Regions from separate parts of the Homo sapiens genome. Here region 1 is linked to region 2. Evidence: chromatin loops called from intact Hi-C (ENCODE). Cell type or tissue: breast epithelium. All regions are shown on one strand. Links, peaks and the distances in the headings refer to the core of each region. The heading gives the core; the rest is flanking DNA.

Region 1 (2,922 bases), core at 230-2,729, 62 kb before region 2:
AGCCGGGACTACAGGCGCCCGCCACCGCACCCGGCTAATTTTTTGTATTTTTAGTAGAGACGGGGTTTCGCCGTGTTAGCCAGGATGGTCTCGATCTCCTGACCTCGTGATCTGCCCGCCTCGGCCTCCCAAAGTGCTGGTATTACAGGCATGAACCACCGCGCCCGGCCCCAGTTGGTGGTTATTATGGAACTCCATAGAAAATTATAAATAGGCTGGGCACAGTGGCTCATGCCAGTAATCCCAGTACTTTGGGAGGTGGAGGCAGGCGGATCACTTGAGCCTAGGAATTCAAGACCAGCCTGTGCAACATGGTGAAACCCCATCTTTACAAAAAAAATTACCAAAAATTAGCCAGGTGTGGTGGGCTACTTGGAAGGCTGAGGTGGGAGGATCACCTGAGCCCAAGAGGTCGAGGCTGTAGGGCCCTGTGATCATGCCAGGGCACTCCAGCCTGGGTGGGGCGACAGAGGGAGACCTTGTCTGAAAAAAAAAAAAAAAAGTATAGATATAATGTGGTTTCTAAATATGGTTATGTTTTAGTCATCGTGCTATGTATACAGGAAGAGGAACTGTGAAGGAGTCCTAGGTGATTAAGATTCTAACAAAAAACGTGTCAAATGATAATAAAAGTATGCTATGTTTTTTATCTTTTAAAATATGTAATAAGTATTTAATGTAGAAAATCCTACTTGGAATACATATGGAGAACAGGTTGTTGTGATGATTTATATATTTTGAAATCATTTATATTCCATATATGGATTTTTTTAATCTGAAAAAGTTAAAATTCAGTAAAATAAAAAAATACTCAATATGGCTTTCATGTTAGCTATGATTCAGAATACATTTTATTATTAACCTGTAGTTATTTTAAAGTACTGCATGAAGATACAGAAAAAAAACAACTCTTCTTTAAATTTGGCATTAGCCTTTCCCAGAAAAGGATAGCAAGTGAAAACCTCACAAATTTGCTAGTAATTTTCTTTCATGTAACTTGAAAATCAAGAATGGAAATTGGAGTCCATGGTTGAAGACCTTAGGGTAAAATGTCATATAGATGAAGCCACCTCAAAAAATTTTTCTTTTGGTTTTTCACTAAACTCCTTTGAGTAGACTCTCAGATGGCTCTTGAATTAAATTCCATTCTATAACAAATGCTTTTAAGAGGCATTTTTAAGTTAGGTTGTAAGCCATGAAGTTTTCTAATTTAATATAACAAATATAACATCTTTTTTGAGGGGAGGGAGGTGTCATTTTTTGATAAATCTGGAAATTAACATACACAGGGATATACCAAGATGGCTTATAGAAAGTTTCTCAATCATGGTAGTATGATAGGGAATAGTTTCCAAATTAGTAAAGCCTTATAATTAACCAATTTCTCAAATTCTATTCTTAGAATAGAATCTAAAACTTGTTCAGTGTATCAACAATTATAACTAATCTTATTAAAATTGTTGCTTTTTATTATATGCAATGTGGATATTAAATAATGGAACCCAATTTATACTGCTAATGTTGTCAAAGCTTAGTCTATGCTTTGATCGTGTAATATTTTTTCTTTATTAAAATTTCAGAGTGTCCTGATGGTCTTCTGTGTACCTCAACCATTCCTTTTCATTACAAGAGATACACTCACTTCCTGCTAGCTCAAAGCAGGGCTGGTGATCATCCTTTTAGCAGCCCATCACCTGCGTCAGGTGGCAGTTTCAGTGAGACTAAGTCAGGCGTCCTTTGTAGCCTTGAGGAAAGATGGTCTTCGTATCAGAACCAAACTGATAACTCGGTTTCAAATGATCCCTTATTGATGACACAGTATTTTAAAAAGTCTCCGTCTCTGACTGAAGCCAGTGAAAAGATTTCTACTCATATCCAAACATCCCAACAAGCTCTACAATTTACAGATTTTGTTGAGAATGACAAACTAGTGGGAGTTGCTTTGCGTCTTGCAAACAACTCAGAACACATAAATTTGCCATTGCCAGAAAATGACTTCAGTGACTGTGAAATCTCCTATTCTCCACTTCAAAGTGATGAAGACACTCATGATATCGATGAAAAACCGGATGATTCACAAGAACAACTGTTTTTTACCGAAAGCTCAAAAGATGGCAGCCTCGAAGAAGATGATGACAGCTGTGGTTTTTTTAAAAAACGACATGGTCCCTTACTGAAGGACCAGGATGAGAGCTGCCCCAAAGTGAACAGCTTCTTAACTCGGGATAAGTATGATGAAGGATTGTATAGATTCAATAGTCTAAATGATTTGTCTCAACCTATTTCTCAAAATAATGAGAGTACTTTGCCTTATGATCTGGCATGTACTGGTGGTGATTTTGTGTTGTTTCCACCTGCATTGGCAGGGAAGCTTGCTGCTTCTGTTCATCAGGCAACTAAAGCAAAACCTGATGAGCCAGAATTTCACTCAGCTCAATCAAATAAACAGAAACAGGTAATTGAAGAATCATCTGTTTACAATCAAGTTTCTCTTCCGTTAGTTAAGAGTTTAATGTTGAAACCTTTTGAAAGTCAGGTAGAAGGGTATCTTTCTTCCCAACCAACCCAAAATACAATTAGAAAATTATCAAGTGAGAACTTGAATGCTAAGAATAATACTAACTCAGCATGTTTCTGCAGAAAGGCATTAGAGGGTGTGCCAGTTGGTAAAGCTACAATTTTAAATACAGAAAACTTGTCTAGTACACCTGCTCCGAAGTATTTGAAAATATTGCCTTCTGGTCTTAAGTATAATGCAAGACATCCTTCTACCAAGGTAATGAAGCAAATGGATATAGGTGTGTATTTTGGACTACCTCCCAAAAGAAAGGAAGAGAAATTGCTAGGGGAAAGTGCATTAGAAGGGATAAACTTAAATCCAGTTCCAAGTCCTAATCAAAAGAGGTCCTCGCAGTGCAAGAG
Region 2 (2,922 bases), core at 169-2,668:
AGCCACCGCACACAGCCCAATTTCAGAATATTTTAATCACCCCAAAAAGAAACCCATTAACAATCACTTCATTCTCCCTTCCCCCATTCTCTGGCAACCAGTAATCTACTTTTTGTCTCTATGGATTTGTCTGTGCTAGACATTGTATATAAACAGAATCATGCAATATGTGACCTTTTATGTCTGGCTTCTTTCACTTAGCATGATGTCTTCAAGGTTCATCCATGTTGTAGCATGTATCAGTACTTCATTCTTGTTTGTTTGTTTTTTTTCTTGAGACAGAGTCTCACTCTGTCACTCAGTTCGGAATGCAGTGGCACTATCTCGGCTCACTGTAACCTCCGCCTCCCAAGACTCAAGTGATCCTTCCACCTCAGCCTCCTGAGTAGCTGGGACCACAGGTGTGTGCCACCATGTCCAGCTAATTTTTTATATTTTTGATAGAGACGGGATTTTGCCATATTGCCCAGGCTTGTCTCAAACTCCTGAGCTCAGGAGATGCATCCGCCTTGGCCTCCCAAAATGCTGGGATTACAGGCATGAGCCACCATGCCCGGCCTCTTTTTTATGACTAAATAATATCCCATATTATTTATTCCATGAATATATCACATTTTATTTATCTATTCCTCAGTTAATGGACATTTTCACTTTTTGGCTGTTATGAATAACGCTACTATGAACATTCATACACACGTTTATGTGTGGACATATATTTTCATTCTACAAGGGAACTTTTTACCCCTAAACAATTTTCACACCTGTATCCTTAATTAGGCTATCACCTCCCTGAGGGAACATATTTTATTCCTGTTAATATCACCAGTGCCTGACAGTCCCCTGAACCCAGAAGATGCTGGAAAAGTGATGACAGTGACAGCCGACAGGGATTAGGGAGTTCTACAGGACGCTTGAGAACTTCTTTGGCCCTCCAGTTACATTCTGGTGGCTGTGCACTGGGGGTTTGACCTGTTCTAGAATATTAAGTGAATCCTATTCATTCTTCAAGACATGAAATCCCTCCCACTACATCTCTGCACCCCAAATATATCCCTCCCTTGAAGCTTTTTCCAAACCAACTAGATAGAATTAGTCTTTAAGCCTTTTGTGTTTGTAACATTGAGTTGTGACTTTAACAAAGGATTTAGGATAATCATATTTGCCTTGTAGGTATCTATGTGTATGTTTTTATTACCTTCACTTGATGACGAGGTCTACAAAGCCAAGGATTCTTTATTATCTCCTGTCCAGAGGACTAGCCTAATGCCTTTGTCACTAGAAGTATGCATTAGTTTTGTATTAACTTGAGTATAATATAGAGCCAGATGGCCAACTCAAAGGAGGGTTATGAAACGCGTTTACTAGTCATAACAGAAGCTGCCACAGAATTCCCCTGGCTCCCGGAACCACAAAAGGAACCACTTTTGTGATTCTTCTGGGCAATAGGCCCAAAGATGAATGCGTGTTACTGAAATGAGAGATGTATAAAAACGCTGAGTCATTCTATGAGTCATTCCAACATGTTCCCTGTTTTTACTTTTGGAAAGTGAGCTCCATGTCTGATCCTGTCTGCACCGCCGTCCCTTGCTGGATTATTCTCTTCCAGAGCTCAGTTTCAGCTCCTCTTTCAGGACGCCTGTGGTCTCCAAAGCCAGTCTTTCTGGTCTGAGTTCTGGCTCTGTCTGGTACTAGCCATAGCCCTGAGCAAGCGATGTATCTTCTCTGTGCTTTGTCTCCCCATCCGAAACCCGGGGACAATAAGAGTCCTGGTCTCGCAGGGCTGTTTTTTGTTTTGTTTTTGTTTTGAGAGAGGGTCTCGCTCTCTCACCCAGGCTGGAGCGTAGTGGCAGTATCTCAGCTCACCGCAACCTCCACCTCCCGAGTTCAAGCTCAAGCGATTCTCCTGCCTCAGACTCCCGAGCAGGTGGGATTACAGATGCCCGCCACGACGCCCAGCTTATTTTTGTATTTTTGTAGAGACAGGGTTTCTCCATATTGGCCAAGCTGGTCTTGAACTCCTGACCTCAAGTGATCCACCTGCCTCGGCCTCCCAAAGTGCTGGGATTACAGATGTGAGCCACTGCACCTGGCCCACAGGGCTTTTATAGGAGTCAGTAGAGTGTTTGAATATTGCCCGGCAGATAGAAGGCACTCTCTGCATGTTAGTCATGGTTGGCATTCTGTTCCATCACGATCTCCTTCCTTTCTGAACCCTGCTATCACCATGTAGTTTGATAGTTCATTGTCCTCTGATTTTTCTTGGAGAGTGATTTTACACTGCCTCTAATTATTTTTCTGGTGGTCTCACCTATCCAGAACATACTTGAGAGCCAAGAGGCAAGCAAATGGCAATACCTCCACCGCCACCACCACCACTAGCACCAAGGCAACTGAGAACTCTAAATCAGTGTCACAGAACCCCTGGATTAAGAACCAACATCTTTACTCATAAAACCTCTTGGACCTACACTCAAAGCCTATTGATTCCTAGTGTGTATGGTTAGAACAAGCTGCATCCTCTGCTTTTGCAGCCCACAGCATAAACAAAGCAGTCTAGGATCAATTGGCATAGGTGGGAATAGTCCCCCACAGCTCAGTACTCCTTAGGAAATATTTAGAGTGTGGTAGATACTTAGAATGCCCATAACCATGTCCCTGAGTGGGAGGAGTTTAAGAATACAGGAAAGTGTTAAGAAATTTTAGAAAGATTATGATTCATATAAGCTAAAAATTAAACTTACAGAATAGTGCCATCTCAAATCATATCAGGTAAACAAAAGATCATGGTATGCTCAACTTTTCTCTTCCTCACTGTGTAGTAAGCTCTTTTTAAGAGAGTTTTAGATCTTCTATTTCTTTTATGTCCCCATAACAGCACCAAGCCTATTAACTGCTGCATAGGAACCTTAGAAATCTCTTAAT

The links. Peaks named below come from ENCODE experiments on the same cell type or tissue, not always from the same donor. Only the 100,000 strongest peaks of a DNase experiment are listed, where the experiment ranks them.
Region 1: it touches region 2 in a loop (33-fold over the local background); 5 of 110 quality-filtered maps call a loop at or near these places.

What each region holds. Positions count from the first base shown.
Region 1 is chr10:113,849,303-113,852,224 of GRCh38, reverse strand. It overlaps DCLRE1A (DNA cross-link repair 1A), which reads left to right. Exons shown (of 9, transcript NM_014881.5): 2 at 1,581-2,922. Among named protein-coding and RNA genes, the nearest start is that of DCLRE1A, 3.3 kb to the left of the region's middle. RefSeq lists an enhancer at 371-590. In breast epithelium, for the core only: no CTCF peak of the experiment used is centred there; no DNase peak of the experiment used is centred there.
Region 2 is chr10:113,787,420-113,790,341 of GRCh38, reverse strand. No RefSeq gene overlaps it. Among named protein-coding and RNA genes, the nearest start is that of MIR4483, 11 kb to the right of the region's middle. In breast epithelium, for the core only: no CTCF peak of the experiment used is centred there; a DNase peak (open chromatin) is centred at 1,541; H3K4me3 peaks cover 847 bases; H3K27ac peaks cover 1,317 bases.